Linked DNA regions of Homo sapiens: region 1 is linked to region 2. A link is a loop called in an ENCODE intact Hi-C map of the cell type or tissue named here. Cell type or tissue: HepG2. All regions are shown on one strand. Each heading gives the region's core, and the rest is flanking DNA. Links, peaks and the distances in the headings are about the cores only. Region 1 overlaps PARN (poly(A)-specific ribonuclease). Region 2 overlaps MRTFB (myocardin related transcription factor B).

Region 1 (12,482 bases), core at 2,083-10,082, 350 kb after region 2:
AATCTGGGCCAGGCACGGTGGCTCACAAATGTTATCCTACCACTTTGGGAGGTCAAGGCGGGTGGATCACCTGAGGTCAGTAGTTCGAGACCAGCCTGGCCAACATGGCGAAATCCCATCTCTACTAAAAATAGAAAAATTAGCCAGGTGCGGTGGTGCATGCCTATAACTCCAGCTACCCAGCAGGCTGAGGCAGGAGAATCGCTGGAACCCGGGAGGCAGAGGCTGCAGTGAGCCAAGATTGCACCACTGCACTCCAGCCTGGGCAACAGAGTGAGACCCCGTCTCAAAAAAAAAAAAGTAAAATCTGAAAGCGTTGACTCCCTTAAACTGTCAAATAATTTGGGAAAAAACTAAACACAAATTTTAGGGCTGCATCCTTTAAAACAACCCACTTATTTTAAAAGATACATTCATACCAATGCTAAAAGGTAAAAATAACTAATTTCTAACTATATTAAACAGAATTGCATTTCCTATATCATTATGTCAAAATTCATGGGGCATGTTCTTAAACACACATCCATTAAAAGTCACTGCCTTTCAGCCAACCGAAATACAATATATGTGCTGGCAGCCCTCTTCGTGCAATGGGCGGTGTGTCTGTCTCACACTATATGTGCAACAAATTAGTCCATTTTGATAAAAATTAAATTTCCAAAATGGAACATAAATTTAGATTTAGCCAGCCAGGTGACACCATTTTTAACATAAAACATCAGGGGCCGGGCGTGGTGGCTCACACCTGTTAATCCCAGCACTTTGAGAGGCCAAGGCAGGCGGATCACCTGAGGTCGGGAGTTTGAGAACAGCCTGCCCAGCATGGCAAAATCCTGTATCTACTAAAAACACAAAAAATTAGCTGGGTGTGGTGGCAGATGCCTGTAATCTCAGCAACTCGGGAGGCTGAGGCAAAAGAATGGCTTGAACCCAGGAGGCGGAGGTTGCAGTGAGCTGAGATCGCACCACTGCACTCCAGCCTGGGCGACAGTCAGACTCTGTCTTGGAAAAAAAAATCAGGTTACCACGATGGAGCTTTTACTATAACCCAAAGGACCTTCAGTGTAACACTGCTTGATTCATGGGACTACACATTAATTATCTGAAATAATCCTACACAAAATCTCCCAAATCTAACAGAGAAGCTGTCCTTTTGGCTCATTATTGGTGTACATTCTGAATACCTATGCTACGCTAAAATAATGAGCATTGATTGAAACCACAGAAAAGATGTGTAGGTAACCCCAAATGGAATGCAAACACTAAGAAATGAACCAAACTGTATTATAAATGACTACCATAACCACACTGAAGGTTAAGAAGAAACAAACTAACTTGGAAAAGAGCATCTTGACTAGATACTGTAAGGCTAAAAACAAAACGAATTGCACATAAATCATAAATGTTATCATTTCATCAATAAATGTACTTCTCGCGAGGTATGGGTTAGTAGCTCTGAAGCTACTTTATGTGTATACCGGGTTTAAACAAATAAACATAATGGAAGTAATAGAAACTGGATTTCTCACTGTTGAGAAAGAAGGCACAAATAAGAAAAGAGAGGAAGCTAAAAATAAGTCACGTGGTATTGTACTGGAATCTGAGGTATCAGTATAAAGGCATGCATACACCCATGCGCACACACACACAAACACACACACACTTATTTATTTAGAGACAGGGTCTCGCTCTGTTGCCCAGGCTGTAGTGCAATGGCACCATCATGGCTCAATGCAGCCTCAAACTCCCATGCTCAAGCAATCCTCCCACCTCAGCCTCCCCTACAGCTGGGACCACAGGCATGTGCCACCACTCCTGGCTAATTTTTTAATTTTTTTTTTTGAAATGCAGTCTTGCTCTGTTGCCCAGGCTGGAGTGCGGTGGCATAATCTCAGCTCACTGCAACCTCTGCCTTCCAGGTTCAAGAGATTCTCCTGCCTCAGCCTCCTGAGTAGCTGGGATTACAGGTGGCACCACCACACCAGCTAATTTTTGGATTTTCAGTAGAGACGGGGTTTTACCATGTTGGCTAGGCTGGTCTCAAACTCCTGACCTCACGTGATCTGCCCGCCTTGGCCTCTCAAAGTGCTGGGATTACAGGAGCGAGCCACCACACCCAGCCAATTTTTACATTTTTTGTAGAGAGGGGGTCTCCCATGTTGCCCAGGCTGGTCTTGAACTACTAGCCTGAAGCAGTCCTCCTGCCTTGACCTCCCTAAGTGTGGGATTACAGGGTTGAGCCACCATGCCCAGCTACATACACATTTATATAGATCCACACACACATACATATACAGAGAGACACAGAAATATAGCTGTGTGTGTACATGCCTAGGTCTACATACATATGGTTCTTAGTTCTGTCCAGTGAGAGGGCTTAGAAGCAATAATATCACCTAGGGCCAGAAGCAGTAACCTAGGGCCAGATCTTGGTTTCTAAACATCATTCCCCATTAAGAGGAACCAGAGCTCCGTGGAGAAGTCATTCATTCCATAGCTGAGCCAGAGAAACTACAAGAATACCAGAAAGCAAAGAAGTGCTCAGAAAAGGATGGGGGGCTTGTTCAGAGGGCACAGGAGCCAAGTCAAAGAAGCTCCAATGGCCAAAGGTGGTACAATTTAAGCAACAAAGTAAACAGTAAAAATCCTAGATAATAATCTAGTATTATTATTAATACTAATAATTAAAAAAAATCCCTGAGTCCATACATATACATAAAAACCATTAAATAAACAAGGGAAAGGGCTGGGTGTGGTGGCTCGTGCCTATAATCCAAATACTTTGGGAGGCTGAGGCGCGGGAGACTGCTTGAGCCTAAGAGTTCAAGACCAGCCTGGACAACATAGGAAGACCCCTTCTCCACAAAAAAAATATATATATAAAATTATCCACGTGTGGTACTGCATGCCTGTAGTCCCAGCTGCTCAGGAGGCTAAGGAGGAGGGAGGATCGCTTGAGCCCGGGAGGTAGAGGCTGCAGTGAGCCAGTGTACTCCCAGCTTGGGGAACAGACAGAGACTGTGTCTCAAAATTAAATAAATACATAAATAAACAGGGGAAAAGGACATTTTTTTCTTTCCTTTTTTTTTTTTTTTCGAGACAGGGTCTCAACTTTGTCACCAGGCTACAGTGCAATGGTGCAATCTCAGGTTACTGCAACCCCCGCCTCCTAGGTTCAAGCGATTCTCCTGCCTCAGCCTCCCAAGTAGCTGGGATTACAGGTGTGTGCCACCACGCTCAGCTAATTTTTGTATTTTCATTAGAGATGGTATTTCACCATGTTGGTTAGGCTGGTGTCGAACTCCCGACCTCCAGTGATCCGCCCCCCTTGGCCTCCCAAAGTACTGGGATTACAGGTGTGAGCCACCATGCCCAGCCCATTTTTTTCTTTATAGAAGAATTCCAAGAATAAATGTAGAAAGGACGAAGGAAATATAAACTTGCCATTAGAATACCACAGTAATAACTGCTACAGGCAAGATATGCTGATAGACGATAATATTAGTAGGCAAAGTTTGAGGGAAAACAGGATTTTCATGGTCTCAAAGTATCTCCCCCAAGATATTCATAAACTATAAAGTTAAACTATATAGTTAATTTAACTATAATTTAATGACATAGTTAACTTATTAACTATAAAATTAATTTCACAGAACACAAATCCAGCCAACACCACCTTAACCAAGCGATCAAGATCAACATCACGGGCAGAGAATGGTGGCTCACGCCTGTAATCCCAGCATTTTGGGAGGCCAAGGCAGGCGGATCACGAGGTCAGGAGACCGAGACCATCCTGGCTAACATGGTGAAACCCCGTCTCTACTAAAAATACAAAAAAATTAGCCTGGTGTGGTGGCAGGCGCCTGTAGTCCCAGCTACTCAGGAGGCTGAGGCAGGAGAATGGCGTGAACCCAGGAGGCAGAGCTTGCAGTACGCCAAGATCGCGCCACCGCGCTCCAGCGTGGGCGACAAAGCAAGACTCCATCTCAAAAAAAAAAAAAAAATTGATCGACATCATGAACCATCATTTCTGTGGTATTCTTGCCAAACCATATATCCTCAAATCAGTCATGAGAAAATGTGAGACAAATTCCAACTGGCGGACTTCTGACAAAACAGCAATCAATACCATTCAAAAGTATCCAAGTTATACAGCCGGGCATGGTGGCTCACACCTGTAAACCCAGTATCTTGGGAGGCTGAAGAAGGCAGATTACTTGAGGTCAGGAGTTCGAGGCCAGCCTGGCCAACATGGTGAAAGCCCGTCTCAACTAAAAATACAGAAATTAGCCAGGCGTGGTAGCAGGCACCTGTAATCCCAGCTACTTGGGAGGCTGAGGCAGGAGACTTGCTTGAACCCGAGAGGCGGAGGTTGTGGTGAGCCAGGATTGCGCCACTGCACTCCAGCAGGACAACAGAGCGAGACTCCGGCTCAAAAAATATATATATATATATATTTAAGGTATGGGATTTACGCATCTTATTTTACTTTAGTCAACTTTCATTCAAGACTCAAAAATTTTAAATGTCCGGATCGCTAATAAACAGGGCTTTTTGGTAGTATGCTTTGGGATGTTGACTACCAACGGTCAGCAACATGTTATGAATATTCTGTAGAAGAAAGATGTCAGAGAAAAGAAAACAGGTACAGCAAGCTAAGGTATCCGAATGTGTATAAGACAAACAAATGTCCAATCTTGGAAAAGCTGACTGAACTATCATGACGGCTACAAAAGAGCTCAAAACCAACTTATGTTCCGTATCTCTGAATTTTAGGGCCCGCCTCAATCAAAACCACCACTTATCTGAAGTCTGCTGGCTAGGTGTGCACAACATGAGCAAATGGAACCAGAAACTCAACTCTGCTTTTCTGGATACCTGTAATCTCAGCCACTGCTGAAGAGGCTCACAGCATTGTTTCTCTCCGGATCTTTCCAACTTTCTATTCGACTTTAATCGCCCCACTTACTTGAGCAAGAGAAGTCCTCGTGAGCCAACCCTCTTCTTTTACAAGGCTCTGTAAACCTCTGTTTATCCCGGAATGAGGACAGCAGGGGCCTTCCCTACAGCGCCCCTGTGTTTACAAGCCTGCAGCTGGCAGTGAGACAGCATGAAACCTTGAGAGGGTTTCTATGGCCTTAAAGCTTCCCTGATGCAAAGTTCAGCATCTAAGGTATAAGATGATTCCTTCTCCCAGGCCAACTGCTCAAATAAGAGAATGTCCTAGACTACAGGCAATTCAGCATCCAAGCAAGCTGTCTAGAACAACCAGCAGCATGACCTAGTTTACCTATGTAAAATGCGGATGCCTGTTTTCTTTCTCCTCTTCTTTTTTTTTTTTTTTTTTTTTTTTGGAGACAGGGTCTGTCTGTCACCCAGGCTGGGGTGCAATGGCGTGATCACAGCTCACTGCAGCCTTGACTTCCCGAGCTCCAGCGATCCTCCCACCTCAGCCTCCCAAGTAGCTGGAACCACAGGCATATACCACCACACCTGGCTAATTTTTGTATTTTTGGTAGAGATGGGGTTTCCCCATATTTCCCAGGCTGGTCTCGAACTCCTGAGCTCAAGCAATCCATCCTTATCGGCCTCCCGAAGTGCTGGGATTACAGACATGAGCCACTATGCCCGGCCGCCTGTTTTCAGAAAGGCCTCACAAAGCAAGGAAAAACACCCATCATATCTATCATAGAGTCCCCTAGCACATTTACACAAATGGCCAATATCTTTTTAAAACATATCAAATATTATTAAGAATAAGATTCAATTACACTTATGTAGCACTAAACAAAGACATCATTATTTTTACCCTCTAGATTCTTCTACTTAGGGAACAAAACACCTTCAGTCAAATATCTGATTGTTTCTCCCCTTATTCCTTACTTTCTTTTTCGACTTCTTACTGGTTTTGAAAATAACTCTTGGTTTCCATGTAGCCATATAAGGACAACATAGTGTAACCCTCCTATGCATTTTTCAAGCAAGGCTCCCTGAAAATTGATTTGAATATAATTTAGCAATTATGCCTCACCAAGTGCATTATAACAACAGTCTATCTTGATGAAGTTCTAACTTCTTAGAATGTTCTAGGTAAACATTCTAAAGGAGATGAAATGATTAATCTGCAATGATAATTAGATACTTCACCTGAAATAGTATGTTCTGCAATCTTGCTAAAAAGTCTGGCTCACTTACCGAATTAGCAATGGCGTGAATGACTCTAGAAAATCCCACAGCATCATTCAGCTCCTCCTAATTAAAAAAATATATACATATGTATTATTGATGTATAAATATTCCTTATGTGAATTAAAAAACTACCCCAAAAAAAAGACACTGAAATTTTGTATCAAGTTAGATAGCTTTAGTTTCCTGTGCTTTGCGCCTATCTTCCCAAACATTTGCATCTAAAATGATCTACGTACATACTTTTCTTCTATTTTAGAAAGTAGAATGAACAAATGGAAAATTATTCATTAGTTACTAAAAGAACAATGCTTAGGGTTTATCCATCACTTCACCGACTTCTTTAAAATTTCCAAGTCTTTCAAGGTGTCTTAAAAACAGTAACTTAAAAAGTTGCCACCTGCAGGCTAAACTCAGTAACACATTCAATTCTGAGGAAACCCATCTGGCAGTTAACTGATCAAATCAAGTATTTTCATAATTCCTGATTTTTTTTCCTCGAAAAATACATTTTTACAAAATTCTCCCACCCACCTTCTTCTCTCCTATATTCTTTCCAGCAGTGTTGAAAGAGGCTCAGTGTCTCTCTTATCTTGAAAACCCTCCCCTCCTCTAAGATCTCTCAGACTACTGCCCCTTCTACTTGTCTCATCAAAGCTAACTTGCTTTCTCCAGTTTAACTCCCAGGTGTTCCCAGCCCTCTGGCTTCATGCTCACTGAAATTGCTCACCTCCTTAAAACTAACCCCAACACTGGCTGGGTGAAGTGGCTCACGCCTGTAATCCGAGCACTTTGGGAGGCAGAGGCAGATGGATCACTTGAGGTCGGGAGTTCGAGACCAGCCTGACCAACATGGTGAAACCCTGTCTCTACTAAAAATAAAAAATTATCCGGACGTGGTGGTGCATGCCTGTAATCCCAGCTATTCCAGAGGCTGAGGCAGGAGAATCGCTTGAACCCGGGAGACGGAGGTTGCATGCTGTAAGCCAAGATCGCACCATTGCACTCCAGCCTGGGCAACAAGAGCGAAACTCCATCTCAAAAAACAAACAAACAAACAAAAAACTAACCCCAAGACTAACAAGTATTTGCAAGGATGTAGAGAAACTGGAACCTGTGTGCCGTTGATGAAAATGTTAAACAGTGCAGCAGCTAAGGAAAACAGTATGGAGGCTCATCCCAAAAAGAATTCCCATATTACCCAGCAATTCCATTTCTGGGTATATACCCCAAAGAATTGAAAGCAGGGACTCAAATAGGTATATGCATACCTAAATTCACAAGAGCATTATTCACAATAGTCAAAAGCAACCCAGGTGTCCACAAACAAATGGATAAACAAAATGTGGTCTAGCCACACAATGGAATATTATTCAGCCTTTAAAAAGGAAGGAAATTCTGACACATGCTATAACATGGGGAACCTTGAGGCTGCTATGCTAAGAGAAATAAGCCAGTCACAGGAGGACAAATACTGTACTTATATGAGGTACTCAGAGTGACCAAATTCATATGACAGTAAGTAGAATAGTGGTTGCCAGGGGCTGGGTGTCAGGGGTGGGAGATGGAGAGCTGCTTGATTAGTACAGTTTCGGTTTTGCAAGATGAAGAGAATTCTGGAGATGGATGGTGGTGATGATTGCACAGCAATGTTAAACTACTTGATGTCACTGAACTATACATTTAATAGTTAAGATGATAAATTTTGTTATGTGTATTTTACCACAATTAAAATTTTTTTGGGGGGGTCAGGCATGGTAGCTCACGCTGGTAATCCCAGCACTTTGGCAGGCTGAGGCAGGCAGATCACCTGAGGTCAAGAGTTCAAGACCTGCCTGGCCAACATGGCGAAACCCCGTCTCTACTAAAAATACAAAAATTAGCCGGACGCAGTGGCATGCACCTGTAATCCCAGCTACTCGGGAGGCTGAGGCAGGAGAATCGCTTGAACCCGGGAGGCGGAGGTTGCAGTGAGCCGAGATCATGTCACTGCAAGCAAGGCTCCATTTCAAACAAAAACAAAAATTGCTTTTTTGGTTTTGTTTTTTGTTTTTGAGACAGAGTCTCACTCTGTTGTCCAGGCTGGAGTGCAGTGGCGTGATCTCGGCTCACTGCAACCTCCGCCTCCCGGGTTCAAGCGATTCTCCTGCCTCAGCCTCCCGAGTAGCTGGGAATGCAGGCACATGCCACTGCGCCCGGCTAATTTTTTTGCACTTTTAGTAGAGATAGGGAAAAATTGCTTTAATTATAGTTTAAAAAACTACTGCCAGGGCTGAATCCAACAGCCATGTCTCAATACTAACCCCTACATGGGAGCTGACATTGCTGACTGCCCCTTTTTCTCTCCTCCCTTGGCTGTGTACCACAATAATCTCCCGGTACATTTTGTCGACTTCTGCCTATCATTTAAATGCTGTTGATCCTCAGGATTCAGCCCCAGGTCCTCTTCTCATTCCTCACGTACTCTGCAGTTGCTCTGATCCAGTCCCAGTCTCTCTGCCAATGACAATCATGCCTAGCCCTCACCCCTCTCCTGTGCTCAACACTGACAAACCTGCTAAGAGGACATCCACCCTTGCATGTCCTAAAAACACTCGAAACCTCATCAGGTCAAAACCAGAATGGAACATCTTTTTCCACTCTGGGGGAACATCTTTTTCCACTCTAGGGGATGCCATGGTGCCCTGGTGGCCTTGCATGTATCAAAACGGGCCATGCAGGTAAAGGCTAATCTGCGTCTTGGCCACAGACTCATCTGCGTCTTGGCACAACACATCAGGAGGGAAGGGTGGGAGGCAGAGGCTTCTAAGGAGCTGCTATGAGGCCAGCTCCCACCCCCTTCCCTGTCACTCCTGGGAGGCTGTCATGAAACAGTTCCTCATTGCCTCCTGGGTTCTGAGGAGGTGTGGGGCTCTCTGCCTCGCCCTCTCAGAAGAGAGCTGCAGAGTATCAAAGCCCTGAGCTGCAGCCTAGAACTCATCCTCAGTGAAGCCACATCACAAAACACATGCTGCAATCATCTCGTATCTTTTTTTTTTAAGACAAGGTCTCACTCTGTCACCCAAGCTAGAGTACAGTGGCATAATCTCAACTCACTGCAACTGCAACCTCCACCTCCCGGGGTCAAGCAATTCTCCAGCATCAGCCTCCCAAGTAGCTAGGACTACAGGCGCACGTCACCACACCTGGATAATTTTTTTTGTATTTTTTGTAGAGATGGGGTTTCGCTATGTTGCTCAGACTGGTCTCAAACTACTGAGCTCAAAGTGATCCTCCCACCTCAGCCTCCTAAAGTAGTGCTGCGATTACAGTCATGAGCCATCACACCTGGCCTCTAACTGGCACCTTTTGTTTCTGCGTTGTCCTTTTTAGTATGTGGGACAGGGACCACAGGCAGCACCTCTTGCTAATCTTTCCCTGTGTAGGTAATATGCTGTCTCCCAAAGTGGGTCATTGTGGTTAAGTCAATTAGGAGTGACCCTGCCTAATGTACATATGAGCATGACATTCATCCACATGCAAACCCACTCCTCTCTCCTCCACCTTTTCCCCCAACCGATGTCACTCCAGCCAACCCCTCCAAGTGAATGGAGTGCAGTCTACCCCGTTGTGCAAATGTCTGGCATGAGCATCTTCCTCCTTCCCCCTTCCTCCTCCACCACCCACATTCAGTCATAAATTCCATGGATTCTACCTTCCAAGTATCTCCAGATTCCATCTACACTGCTACTCACTATCCTACGCCAGGTCACCAACATCTCCTAGCTAGGTTACTCCACAGCTTAACTAGTCTCCTGCCTCCAGTCTTACTCACTCGAAACCATTCTTCACACAGCAAGCAGGGTGATGTTCCAACAGTACAACCTAAGCATGTCATCCTCATCTGTCAGATCATGTGCTCTGAACTTGGTTTAAGGAAAACTAGTAACTATACATGAAGTTAGACGTTGCAGTATTAAAGGATAGTGACACTCAGTGACACAAGCTAAATGAGAATCAAGAGTACTTTCTTCAGGACTGGTTTAAGTAGACACTGGTCATCAGTGACGTCAGACTCACTTTGCTAGCTACGTCTCATGCTTAAATCTAACTTCCCCTTATTCTAGTCCAGGTTTTTCTGCCAATTCCATTGTTCTATGAAAGAAAACTATTCATTAAATTGAATCCAACATATGATCTGAAATAGACAGGAATAAATCAATATTTATGTTGCCATTTCTCACCCCCCAAGAATTAACATAGCCCAATTACCTGTTCTTTGGCATGTTTCTGCTGCTCTCTTCTTTTGCGTTCTTCTTCATCTACTTTGCTGATAACTATATATCGCTCCTTCTAAAAGACATAAAGCAGATATACAATTTTCTTTTCTTTTTCTTTTTTTTTGAGACAGAGTTTCGCTCTTGTTGCTCAGGCTGGAGTGCAATTGCATGATCTCAGCTCACTGCAAACTCCGCCTCCTGGGTTCAAGCGATTATCTTACCTTAGCCTCCCGAGTAGCTGGGATTACAGGCTTGTGCCACCACACCCGGCTAATTTTTGTATTTTTAGTAGAGACGGAGTTTCTCCATGTTGGTCAGGCTGGTCTCAAACTCCCCACCTCAGGTGATCCACCCGCCTCAGTCTCCCAAAGTGCTGGGATTACAGGTGTGAGCCACGGTCCTGGCCACAGATATATACAATTTTCTAGAGACAACTTAATCCAAAAAATTCAGATTTCTGCTGCCATTAGAATTTTTTTTTTGAGACAGTCTCACTCTGTCACCCAAGCTGGAGTGCAGTGGCACAACCTCAGCTCACTGCAAACTCTGCCTCCCAGATTCAAGTGATTCTCCTGCCTCAGCCTCCAGAGTAGCCAAGATTACAGGTGCGCACCAATACGCCCAGCTAATTTTTGTATTTGTAGTAGAGACAGGGTTTCACCATGTTGCCCAGGCTGGTCTCAAACTCCTGACCTCAAGTGATCTGCCCACCTTGGCATCCCAAAGTGCTGGGATTACAGGCATGAGCCACCACACCCAGCCAGAAGTTGTAATTTTTGTAACCGCACACTTTTTTTGTATGTGTGACAGGTTATCACTCCCATTGCTCAGGCTGGAGTGCAGTGGCATGATCACAGCTCACTGCAGCCTCAAATTTCTGGGTTCAGATGATCCTCTCACCTCAGCCTCCTGAGTAGCTGGGACTACAGGCATGTACCACTATGCCTGGCTAATTTCTTTTTATATTTTTAGTAGAGACGGAGTTTCACCATGTTGTCCAGGCTGGTCTCAAACTCCTGGGCTCAAATGACCTGCTCATCTCAGCCTCCCAAAGTGCTGGGATTACAGGCCTGAGCCACCATGCCCAGCCACTGTAGTCTTTCATGAGCCAAATACAACAGAAAATACTTTGAAATGCCAACATAAGTTGAGCTAATGCATTACAAACCAAATTTTGTCTCTGTGTTTCCATGACATTTTCCTACGGTTTACTAATTCAACCCAACAGACATCAGTTAAAAATATCAACAGACTGTGAGAATAAGACATTTCCTATGACAAATACTAAAAAAGTTATATTGCATTTGAACATTGACTTCTGAAGAGTTTTAAAGTAAAATGTATATGTTGTATTAACATTAACAAAACTTACATATATATGTTGTATTACCATAAGAAAAAACTCTGGATTTTCTGCCAAAGTGTCAGATAACTAGTACTTTCTTTCTCATATATTTTGTGTCCACTAAAGATAAATTATCTACCAAGATTATTTTTCTACTTTATTTAATCTCTAATTTTATACCTGACTTAACAGCAACAACAAATTATAAAATTGAAAAACTGCAGAAGGAACCCACCACTAGCCACCCACTTCCCATCACAATTCTATCAGTGTACCCTGTGTACTCAGGACAATAGCTGTGCTTACGACCCAAATTCTAAAATTTAATTTTGTCTGCCCACGCAACATGAAGCCATTTCTTCACATGTACCATTATAGCTTTCTGCCATAGTAAGAATACAAACTAATATTTGTATACTTTCAAGTTTACAAGGCATCACTTCCACTTACCCACGGTATCACCATAAAAAGGCTATGAGAAAGTATAGATCACCGTTATCATGCTCAGTCCCAATGTACAGAAGAAAATTAGGCTTAAAGAGATCAAATGACTTACCCTAGGTTACCTAGCTCATAACAAGCACAGACAAGATACAAATTCTGACTTTCAGCACACTAAGGATTGAGCATGGTAGCTCAGGCCTGTAATCCAGCACTCTGCGAGGCCGAGGCGGGCAAATTGTTTGAGCCCA
Region 2 (12,482 bases), core at 2,427-10,426:
TCTATCCCCAGAGATTAGTTTTGCCTGTTTTGGGTTTTTTTTTTTTTGAGACAGAGTCTCACTCTGTCGCCCAGGCTGGAGTGCAGTGGTGCAATCTCGGCTCACTGCAAGCTCTGCCTCTCGGGTTCACACCACCTCCAGGGTTCACGCCATTCTCCTGCCTCAGCCTCCCGAGTAGCTGGGGCTACAGGCGCCCGCCACCACGCCTGGCTAATTTTTTGTATTTTTAAGTAGAGACGGGGTTTCACCGTGTTAGCCAGGATGGTCTCGATCTCCTGACCTCATGATCTGCCCGCTTCAGCCTCCCAAAGTGCAGTTTTGCCTGTTTTTGAACTTCATATACACGCAATCTTACAGTACACCTACGTGCATCTTTGTTGGTGCTGATAGCAGTTCATTTTTGTTGTTGTTGTTTAATATTTCGTGACTGACTATAACATAATTTAGCCATCCAGCTTACTCTTGATGCGTAGTTGGGTTGCTTCCAGTTGGGGCTATTAGGAATAACCCCACAGTAAATAGTCTGTGTCTTTTGGCATACATACATGTGTCTTTCTGTTAGATGTCTTATCTAGGAATGGAATTGTGGGATCATAGGATAGGCAGATGTTTTCCTTTAGTACTACGAAAGAAAAGTTTCAAAGAAAAGATGTTTTTCTTTAGTACAGTTTTGCAAAGTAGTTGCATCATTCACAGCTCTGCCAGCAGTGTGTGATTGTTCTGGTTGTCCCAGGTACTTGGTATCAGTCTTACTCATTATATCAATTCCACTGAAAATGCAGGGCTATTCTGTTGTGATTTGCAATTTCCACATACCTAATGAGGTTGAATCATCTTTCACTTATTTATTGACCATTGGGATATACATTCTTGTGATACATCTGAGATTTTTCCCCCCACTTTTCCACTGGGTTTTCTGTCTCTTTCTTACTGATTTTAAAGACCTTTTTATATACTCTAGATATGAGGTCTTTGTCAGAAATATGTATTACAGATATGTTGTCCTGCACTGTGGCTTGACTTTTCACTGTCTTAAAGATGTCCCTTTTACTTAGTGCTTTTTATGTGCTGTTTAAGAAATCTTTGTCTACCCAAAGGCCATGAAGATACTATCCTGAGTGTTTTTCTGAAAGCTTTATTTTCATAATTCACATGTAGATTTTGGGAACAAGGTGAGATGGGGCCAGTCAAGAGCCATGTTTTTTTCTGTGTGAATTTCCAACGTAGCATGGCACCATTGAAGTCCCGCCCTCTCTCCACTACATCACAGTGTCCTCTTTTTGGTAACTCAAGGGTCCGGGTATGCAGAGGGCCGTTTCTGGATTTGCTGGGGCTCTCTCATTTGCCTGTTGTTCTGTCCCTGTATCAGCAACATCACACATTAATTACGTGTTGATGTCTGGTGGTGTGACTCTTCCAGCTTTGCTTTTCTTCAAGGATTCATGGCCATTCTTGGTCCTTTGCATTTCCATATAAAGCTTAGAATCGCCTTCTAAATTTCCGTCACGCTAGCAAACAAACAAAACCTGCAGGGATTTCATTGAGATCTAATGTAATTGGCATCTTTACAATATTCAGCCTTCCAATCCATAACCATGGTATTTTTCTCTTCATAAGTTAGTCAAATTGTTAATAGAAGCAATGTCAAATCTAGAAATTATTTTATTATAAACTCTAATTTTTGTTTTCTTTTGAAGGCCACTCAATGACAAAAATAGTAACAGTGGGAATTCAGCTTTGAACAATGCCACACCTAACACACCAAGACAGAATACATCTACTCCTGTGAGAAAGCCAGGACCTCTGCCTTCTAGCCTGGATGACTTAAAGGTGACAATTGCAACTGGAGCTTATTCACCCCTAAGTACCACAAACATGTAAATGATTTGCCAGCGTTGTCTAGCAGACATTAAGTAGTTTTCAGTAGACATTCAACTTTACCAACAATATGATAATCTTTATAAAAGGTATTTTCTTTTTACTTCCACTAAGTTTTCTTGTAAAACAACCAATAACTGTCATTTACTGAGTGTGTACCTTGTGCAGGCACCTACCAGTTCTGCTGGATTCCAGAGGCTGTGATTTTTTTCTTCCCTGCTCAATGCCAAGTTTGGGAAAAGCAGGAAAATGTAACAGTTAAGAATATGAGCTCTAGGGCCAGCCTTTTTAGGTTTCTACCACAGCTCAGCCTTCTATTATCTGTGGTACCTTCAGTGAGTGCTTCAGCCTCTCTCTTCTTTGCCTCCCGATCTGTAAAATGGGAAGAATAATGATACGGACACCTCATGGGGTCGTGTGAAGATGAGTGGAAAGAGTAGAGCATTTCCAAAAGTGTCTTGCACAAGGCAACTACTCAATAAATGCAGCTGTATCATCATCATAATTCCTGGTAGTATCTCTCTGCTTTGACGTAAAAGCGGAATTACCCTCTAAAAACCCTTACCGTATCACTGGCTCCTCAAGTGCTTCTAGTCTGTAGTTATCTGTTTCTGTGTGCTTAAATATAAAACCAGTTCTACTTTCAGGTGTGCCGTAACGCAGAGTTGTCTGACAGACATAGGCACCTTTCCCATCACAAAAGCGTACTGTAGATTTGCCAGAAAGCTCTAATACTAAGATATCTGCTTTGTTTGTACCTCCAGGTATCAGAACTGAAGACAGAACTGAAGTTAAGGGGTCTGCCAGTGTCAGGCACCAAACCGGACCTCATTGAGCGCCTAAAACCCTACCAGGAAGTGAACAGCAGCGGCCTTGCTGCTGGGGGCATCGTGGCAGTGTCATCATCAGCCATTGTCACCAGTAACCCAGAAGTCACTGTGGCCTTGCCGGTTACAACACTACACAACACTGTGACTAGCTCAGTCTCTACTCTCAAGGCAGAATTGCCACCTACAGGAACCAGCAACGCAACCCGTGTGGAAAATGTTCATTCCCCTCTGCCCATTTCACCATCTCCCTCCGAACAGTCCAGTCTCAGTACTGATGACACAAACATGGCAGACACTTTCACCGAGATTATGACCATGATGTCGCCTTCACAGTTCTTGAGTTCATCTCCTTTGAGAATGACAAATAATGAAGACAGTCTGAGTCCCACCAGCAGCACTCTGTCAAACCTGGAACTGGATGCAGCCGAAAAGGATCGCAAGCTTCAGGAGAAAGAGAAGCAAATCGAAGAGCTGAAGAGGAAACTGGAACAAGAGCAGAAGCTCGTGGAAGTGCTGAAAATGCAACTTGAGGTTGAAAAACGAGGGCAGCAGCAGCGGCCCCTGGAAGCCCAGCCCAGTGCCCCAGGTCATTCTGTCAAGTCAGATCAGAAGCACGGCAGCCTTGGCTCCTCCATCAAAGATGAGGCCTCACTCCCTGACTGCTCCAGCTCCAGGCAGCCCATCCCAGTAGCCAGCCACGCTGTAGGCCAGCCCGTCTCTACAGGTGGCCAGACCCTTGTTGCCAAAAAGGCTGTAGTTATCAAGCAAGAGGTCCCTGTGGGCCAGGCAGAGCAGCAGAGTGTCGTCTCGCAGTTTTATGTGAGTTCCCAGGGACAGCCACCGCCTGCTGTTGTTGCTCAGCCCCAGGCTTTACTGACCACGCAGACTGCTCAGCTGCTGCTCCCAGTGTCCATCCAGGGCTCGAGTGTCACCTCAGTGCAACTCCCTGTAGGCAGCCTCAAACTCCAGGTGTGAAGTGTGTCTTCTAACTACTTTGCCTTACAGCATGCATGGAATGCAAACCCTGCTAAGGAAGGCACCATACCTGAGCTCTTCCATAAATGCGTCCAGAGCAGACCCCACGGAGAAAACGTATGCATGTGTGAGAGGGTTATTCAGAAATCTGAATATCTAGCACTGTTTTTATATAGTGAAAAAAACACAGGATGCTTTTCTAGTCCTGTTACCTTTTCCCTTGAATGAACACAGTATCATCCATGCAGACATTTTTTTACACACCAGTGACGTGATCATTGTGATCATAGTCTGCCGCTGAGCACTTTCTGGCAAGGCACAGCATCTAGTACTTTAAATGGCCGGCTTCACTTAATCCTCCCTTCTCCTAGAAGATCTAAGTGATACCACCCATCTCTGGATAAGGACGCTGAGGCCTAGGAGTACTCAGGGAGTTCCCCCAAGGATGGAGCTGGCATTTAAACCCAGGTGTTCTGCCCGCAGAGCCTTTATTCTTATGCCCATTCTTATATTCTGCCTCCCACATTTAGTTCTTGAAAGTCACTGCTTATATGAAGATGTCTAAACTAAGGAAAACATGACCACAAATTTAGGAGTGAGGATGTAATTGAAAGAGATGAGAAAACACTGATGAGCATGAAATTCCCTTTTGTGCGTACATAACCTATGTATTTACCGTGTCATGCAGTTTTGGTAAGTTTTCACCAAACATGGAGCACGAGTGAACAAGAAACCATTTGAAGCAGTGCTCCTCAGCCTCGACACCCAAATACCTGAAACAGGCGAGAGGAATCATCTCGTACCCCTGTGGTTAGGAGGCAGGGCCCACAGACCCTTTGGCAGATGCAAAAATTCTGATTCCTCTGTTTTATCTTTAGGGTATCTGTGAAATTGAAAGTCTATTCCATAATAAATCCTTAAATTTTTTGGTCCAAATCTTCCATTGCTGTAGTAGAAACGAGAACCGTGTTTTTATCCTTGGGTCTGAGGGCGCCCTGGCCCCATTGCTGGCTCTCCCTAGGGAATGCACACACCGCTTGCAAGCAGCAATTGGGACAGTTAGGTCTCACGAGTTGCCTTGCTGTTATTCAAGTATTACAGTACCTGAGCTATTATGTGTAGAACTGCCTTAGGTTCTTATTATTTCCATTTCCATTTTCTCAAAATTTTCAAATGAAAAATCTTAGCTACTTAGGAATAATAAGAGCATGCAGTGACTGGTCTGATGTTTCCCTCTCTGGTTTAGAATCATTAAAGTTCAGATTTCTGTGCAGATGAAGTGTGTATCTGTAACCTTGGTCTTATTTCATTTAGATACAATCCCCAAGTGACCAGTGATTCTACACCTAAGTTCTGATTTCTAACTTTGATTCTGACAATTAAATTGATGTTTTTTTCAATTCACCTCCTAGACTTCACCACAAGCAGGAATGCAGACTCAGCCTCAGATAGCAACTGCTGCACAAATACCAACTGCTGCCTTGGCCTCAGGCTTGGCCCCAACTGTACCTCAGACACAAGACACGTTCCCGCAGCATGTGCTCAGTCAGCCTCAACAAGTCAGAAAGGTTTGTAAATGCCAAGGAGCAATAGAATGTCGCTGATTTTTACCATCCTCCGATCATCCATTCAACAAGCATCTTTGTAAACGCCCTGGGAAGTTCCTGTTCATTCTTTTCTGTGATCCATCTCCCATAGAATGAGCCTTAGGTCAGATGCCATTTGGCTGCAGATTTCCCAGTTATTTGGAATGGAGAAAGACCTTTTCATTACTGAAAGATAGCTCGCCTTCGCAGTTAACCCCTTTTCCAAGGGAAAGTTTCAAAAGTATTTGTTTTCAATCCTCATATATTAAATTTACTGAATTTTAAAATAAATGTTTTCAAATTAAACATACTGTGGAAAAAAAGATATGCTGTTCCCTTGGAAAAGGTATTTGAAGATGAAAAAGATACTCCCAAAATGTTTATGCTGAGTAAGATCTTGAAATACATTTGTAAGACTTTGCCATCTCAGATTAAGAGCCCAGAAGGTCTTATCAATTCCAGTTCACCATTGCCTAGGTGTTTGGCCTCATGCAGAATTCACTTACCTTCTCTGAGAGTCAGTTACCTCATCTTTAAAATGAAGTTGGTGGTCTAGGATTCAGTGTCCTCTACACAAATAACTACCAAAAAAATTCTCCCGCATTCCCCGGTAGCCAGTAGGTGGAGCTATGTGCACATCTCCTTGCCAGAAAAATCTTATGCCTCAAAAATAGGTCTTACTCTTTTAAACCTTGAAAATTATTAATCCCAGAGTTTTACTCTTCAACATGAAAGAACCCAGGTAATGAGTTGTGCCTGTGATCTGCCTCAGGATAGTGTGAACTGTCTGGGTGAAACCAGCTTTGGGGACAGCTGCAGTCACATGTAACACGTGTGCTGCTTCAGAATCTCCTCTGCGAGAGGAATCATGGTTGTATGTTACTGAGTTTGGGGAAAGCTCGAAATACCATTTTAGTGTAATTAAAAGCTTAGTAAATGTTCCAATGTTAAGACAATTTGTTTTAGGGAGGAAAGGAAAAAATAATATGTAGATAGGATAAATAAGGGCTTTTTCACTAAGTCTGTAAACACTAGAATTAGGAATCATTACTTCTAGTTTAAAGGAAGTAATTTTTTACCAAATTTAAGGAAAATTAATTTTTTCAAATAGGAGTATATTTACAGAACTCATCACCATGGAGATTGTACTGTTTGAGGTATATACACATAGACTTTCCTGCTTATGAAATACAGAGGTTTTTTAGAATATTAGTGGTATAGAACGTGTTAAGTATTTTTGAGCAAACCAAGTTCTATGAAATACAGTTACAATATCAGCAGTATGGCCACATATTTGTAAAAGACCCTAAAACTTGTGGCTCTTGATGGAGGTGCTAAACAAAACATTTTGGAGTTCCACAGCAAGAAGTTCTCACCTTTGCCTGTTGGAACAGAAAACAGCCTCTCCAAAGGGGACCAGTTTTACATGGGGCCTTGCTTGTATTTGAAGACATTTTCAAGAAACTGGAAAATTGAGTGTGACCACAGCAGGTTGAGGTTTTAGGTAGGATGGAAAGGGGGCCAGGTAGTAAGAAGCTTACATGCCAGCCAAAGATTAGGGTTTTACCCAAATCAGGAGAGCCAAGGAGTGTGGTAGGGGCCATGCCTTGAGAACACGTTGTGGCAGGGGGTCTATGCCGCAAGGCTGCTGCAGAATCCCTGTGATAGATAGTGAAGGCCAGGCGCAGGACAGCAGAGAGCAGAGGCAGATTCAAGCGGCGTCGCTGAGATGTGTGAACACTGAGGGAGAAAGCAGAGTTGACTGATAGTCCTATTTACCTAAGTTTTAAAAAAAGCAGAACCAAGAATTATTTTCCCTCAGAAGCTGAGAGGCAGGGGGTAATGGGAAAAAGGAGAAAAATCGTTTGGAATATTTTAAATTTGAGATACCTAAGATGATGATGTAAGTGGCTTTGACGCCTGGGAGCAAGGTTGGAAGTAGAGCAGTGGCTTGGGATTATTAGCTTAGTCATGGCCATTGAAGACTTGAGAGTAGGCCGGGCGCGGTGGCTCAAGCCTGTAATCCCAGCACTTTGGGAGGCCGAGGCGGGTGGATCACGAGGTCAGGAGATTGAGACCATCCTGGCTAACAACAGTGAAACCCCGTCTCTACTAAAAATACAAAAAATTAGTTGGGTGTGGTGGCGGGCGCCTGTAGTCCCAGCTACTTGGGAGGCTGAGGCAGGAGAATGGCGTGAACCTGGGAGGCGGAGCTTGCAGTGAGCCGAGATCGCACCACTGCACTCCAGCCTGGGTGACACAGCAAGACTCCGTCTCAAAAAAAAAAAAAAAAAAAAAAAGACTTGAGAGTAGATGAGCCCACCTTAGAGAGGAATAGAAGAAATTCAGCTATCATTTAAGAGGAGAATTATAAAGAGCAAGCACTGTTTTTCCACAAAGCTCTGTCTGTACCACCATCAAAGGCAAGTTACTGCGTAAAGGGACCACATATGCTCGAAAATAGGGGTAAGCAAACCCTGGCCTGTGGGCCAAATCTAACCCACCACCTGTTTGTATGGATAAAGTTTTATTGGCACACAGCCACACCCATTTATCCATGTACTGTCTGTGGCTGCTTTCAGGCTGCAATGGCAGAGCCAAGTGGTAACAACAGAGGCCAGGTGACCCACAAATCATAAGCTATATACTCTGCAGCCCTTTACAGAAAAAGTTTGCTGACCCCTGTCCTAAAACATGGTTTTCTTTACTTCATTAAGAAAAGCCAAAGAACAAATTAATGGAGAAACATTTATTCATTACAGGTTTTCACAAACTCAGCATCATCAAATACAGTTCTTCCATATCAGAGACATCCTGCCCCAGCTGTCCAGCAGCCCTTTATCAATAAGGCCTCCAACAGTGTTCTTCAATCCAGAAATGCTCCGCTTCCATCCCTGCAAAATGGACCTAACACACCCAACAAGGTAACCCTGTGAGGCTTGTGTGTCAGTGACAGTGCCGCAGGGGCATCAAATCATTCCAAAGCCTAGTGCTTTGGGCTTGGAGTGACTAATGTTAATGGGATAAAATTGTTGAAAATACAGTGATAACTTGTGAAGGAGGAGCTCAGCTATTATCACAGTGAAGATGATCGTTCGCACATAAGGTGGCCACCAGTGCTGTCAGCCTCACAGGTGCTTAAAAGAACCTGCTCATGAATTCCCTGATTTGGCCACTACATAGAGAACAGCAGAGCCGAGTCTAGCCAGGAAAAGAGAGGTTTATTGCCAAGAGGTAATGTGCACTCCTCCTTTATTTGACACAGCCTAGTTCACCCCCGCCACCCCAGCAATTTGTCGTCCAGCACTCTCTATTTGGGAGTCCAGTCGCCAAGACAAAAGATCCCCCCCGCTATGAGGAGGCCATCAAGCAGACACGCAGCACACAGGCCCCTCTGCCAGAGGTAAGTGAGGGCACGGTCATGGTGCATAAGGCTATGGTGGATGTGCCCACGTTCAGTCTCGAGCAGACCTATACAGAATCCCTTGTCTGAAACTGACTTGCCTCAATAGAAATACAAAAATAACCTTGTATTTTACATGGTTATTTAAAATCAAAATGTCATTTATCATGAAGACCTTAAACAGCTTTCAGCAGCAGTATAACTGCATTTACTGTTTATTCAGAAATTAAGGGTTTATCTCTTAACTTTTCTTTTGGGGTAGGGGCATCAGTCATGTTAGAGATAGATGTGATTATGACCAGGACACATTTTATACAGGTCCCTTCTTTTCTAAAGCCACCATGTGTCAGGCCAGCATCAAAATGACACATGGTATCACTGTTACACCTGGCTGACATTCAAGGCCACCAGCACCTAAATTGACTTGGTCTCTCTCTGGTCTCCAGCAACCTCTGCCCCCAGCAGGCCAGCCCATCCAAATGACTTTGCTCATACACTGAGCAAATGCACTTGGAGGTAACAGATCTGAGGTTCTCCTGGTTTCACCACACATGGTGACCATGTGGCCTCTGAGCCTTCCTTGTTTGACTGATAAAACAGAAGTAGCCCCAACCATACCAAGCAATGGAAGAAGTTAGGGTTCCTATTTGTAAAAGCATATGGCCCATGGTGGGTGCCCAGTCATGAGAGTACTTGTCATACATTACCCTAAACACTCCTCCAATCTTTCTCTCTAAAGCTTTCTGTCAAAGCTTAAAACTAACCTTTGAGGGAAGAACCCCAGCCTCATAGAGGATTCAAGGAGTGGCCCTGACACCGCTCCATGGGTGCTAAAGGTGGACACCAAGAGACAATATCCAAGCGGTACTGTTTATTATCCACGGCAAACAGCAGGAACATCAGTGCAGTTGTACCAGTTCTCCCGCTCCCGTGTTCCATGGGGTAACTTGTTGGGGCCACATGGTGGCTGTGTATGCAGTGGGTCAAGCTGCACCTAAGGAACGTGGGGCCAAGGGCTCTGTGCTTTTTCTAGCAAGCAGCAAACAAGCCAGTCCCTCACCCAGGGAGTATGCAGTCATGCCTACGCTTCCTTGACCCACTTGGTTGCCTCAGTGAGCATCTACAGAAGCTGCTCAGTCCAGGCGACCTTGTCAGTTTGGCACCCTCACCAAGGACATCCAGGGATGCTCAGGGCCCGTAGGGGGCTGCCTCTTGGAGGAAGTGGAACCTACCACATGCTGCTTTGTATTCCCTGAGTACCGAGGGAACGTAACTTTGAGTTGTAAGATGTCCCTTAGTTACAGACTCAGCAAAGGCCCTTGTCTGTGAGGGAAAAGTCAGATTTCAAAGACGGGTTCAAATATTTGCAATAAGAAGTCAAACAGGTGGTGCTGGACTACACTCCTCCCTCATGGTCCATTCGGAGTGACATCTATTCTCTTCACAGGGGAGCAGAGACGAAGTGAATTGCCAAGAGCTTAACTGCAGTTTTTAAGAAAACAAAAAGATAGTACCCATCCTTTCTAAGTCCTGCTTACTTGATGAATCTTCCACTGTAACCTAAGACAGCTGATTGGAATCTCTGGTATTTACATGTCTCTAGGTTCCTGTTTATAGACTGAGGTTCTACACTGGTTTTTGGTTATTCAAATGAGTAGCCACCTGTAGGTCCTGCTTATATGCCATTGAGCACCAAACTTCGTTTAAATACATTTACTCAGACTTGCAATTCCACGAGTGGCTAAGTAAGGCCCTACCGGTTCAATCTTCCCACAGATAATAGCTATTAATGTGGGTCATAACAAAAAGCAACTACCTGAACGCATTGAAGAGTAAATAGAAGCAGTCATTCTCTGGTGGGGAATCCACACTCAGGAAGGGAGTGATGTGGCATGATTTCCCTCTTTGTGCTGCTTTTACTCTGGGGTCCAGCTAAGTGGCAGGGTTACTGGAGAAAAGCCATAGTCTTTATGGCCTGGAAATCCAGATAACTGAATTGAGAGCAACCAGAGGGAAAAAGCCAGAGAGGAGATCCCCAAATTCTGTGTGCCCACATCTCTGGCTGACCCCTAAGCCATACAGGCGTGGAATGGACGCTTAGCAGCTCAGCTGAAGACAAAAGATCTAAAGTGAGATTGGAACATCTACCCAAGAAACATTTTGAAGTTTTAAGTCTAACCAAGTTAATAGCTTGCTAAAACAATAGAAACCATTCATCTGAGAATAACAGCAGAATTCACAGTTGCCACAATTTAACATCCATAACATTTATCCATAACATGCATCATACAAAGAATTGGGAAAATGTAACCTATCTCAAAGGAAAAAGGCTGAGACCAATCCTGAGCTCATCTCGATGTTAGAACTTGCGGGCAAGGTTTTCAAAGCAACTACTATTACAGCTGTCCTCAGTGATGGAAAAGGAAATATGCTTGTAATAAAAGGGATCCATGTGGATACAGAAATGATTTTTAACAACTAAATGGAAATTTGAGAACTAAAAAAGTACAGTATCTGAAATGAAAAAAATATATAGATGAACTTACCAGAATGGAGATGGCAGGGGAAAAAATGTCATGAACCTGAAGATAGATCATAACTTATCCAATCTGAATAACAGAGATTGTGAAGTGAACACAGCCCAGAATCCTGTTATATAATTCAAACAAAACAGTCTAGCATAGGTAGAAGAGAAGTCCCAGAAGAAGAGAGAAAGAACTGAAGAGGCAAATATTTGAAGAAACAATGGCTGACATGTTCACAAATAGGATGAAAGACAAATTTATAGCTTTGAGATGCTCGATAAACAAGCTGGATAAATCACATCACAGTCAAATTGTTGACAAGACAGAGAAAATCTTAAATGCATCAAGAGAAAAAACACATTTCACACAGAGCAAACAACTAATTGATTAATGTCAACCTTTCATCAAAAACTATGAAAACTGGAAGAGTGCAACAGCACGTTTAGAAGTTTTTAGGGAGGAAGAAGTGGAAGGGATTGTCAACCCAGAATTCTATTATCATGTTAAAATATCCCTTAAGAATGAAAGTGAACTAAAGATATTTTCAGATAAAGAAAAATTGAGTTAGTTCATCACCAAAGATAACACTGTCTTGAGGAGTGTATAGCATGTGTAGACAATACTTAAAATAATTAATAAAGGATGGGGGAGGAAATGAGTGGATCTGTGTGGTTGTAGGATCTCTATGTTTTATTCAGTGTACAACATTAAGTAGCCTATGAGAAGTTAAGGATATGTATTGCATATCTATAGTAACAATTTAAAAGATTCAAGATAGCTTTTAAAAAAAAAAATCAATAGAAAGGCCTGGCATGGCATCTCACGCCTGTAATCTCAACACCTTGGGAGGCGAAGTGGGAGGATTGCTTGAACCTAGGAATTTAAGACCAGCCTGGGCAACATGATAAAACCCCATCATTACAAAAAAGACAAAAATTAGCCAGGTGTGGTGGTGCATACCTGTAGTCCCAGCTACTTGGGAAGCTAAAGTAGGAGTATCACTTGATCTCAGGGGGTTGAGGCTGCAGTGATCTGAGGCTGTGCCACTGCACTCCATCCTGGGTGACAAAGCGAGACTGTCTCAAAAAAAAAAAAAAGAAAGAAAGAAAAATTAGATACAAAAATGTCAAATTTTTTTTTAAGGACAGGAAAGAAAAACAGGATAACAAAAAAAAAAAAAACCCCAGATGGGATGAATAGAAGACAAATATAAAATATAAAATAGTAAACCCAAACTTAACCATGTCAGTAATTATAACACATATGACTAAACAATTCAATTAAA

What was found. Hi-C counts contacts between places; a loop is a spot of excess contacts. Peaks named below come from ENCODE experiments on the same cell type or tissue, not always from the same donor. Only the 100,000 strongest peaks of a DNase experiment are listed, where the experiment ranks them.
Region 1: it touches region 2 in a loop (27-fold over the local background); 21 of 110 quality-filtered maps call a loop at or near these places.

The regions. Positions count from the first base shown.
Region 1 is chr16:14,593,709-14,606,190 of GRCh38, forward strand. It overlaps PARN (poly(A)-specific ribonuclease), which reads right to left. Exons shown (of 24, transcript NM_002582.4): 11 at 10,438-10,518; 12 at 6,196-6,252. It also overlaps the pseudogene RN7SL274P. Among named protein-coding and RNA genes, the nearest start is that of PARN, 30 kb to the right of the region's middle. In HepG2, for the core only: a CTCF peak has its summit at 6,592 (motif pointing left); no DNase peak of the experiment used is centred there.
Region 2 is chr16:14,243,831-14,256,312 of GRCh38, forward strand. MRTFB (myocardin related transcription factor B) reads left to right here. Exons shown (of 17, transcript NM_001308142.2): 11 at 1,698-1,830; 12 at 2,643-3,677; 13 at 5,096-5,251; 14 at 8,032-8,193; 15 at 8,535-8,672. Among named protein-coding and RNA genes, the nearest start is that of TRT-CGT2-1, 36 kb to the right of the region's middle. RefSeq lists an enhancer at 1,329-2,528. In HepG2, for the core only: a CTCF peak has its summit at 5,890 (motif pointing right); a DNase peak (open chromatin) is centred at 5,891.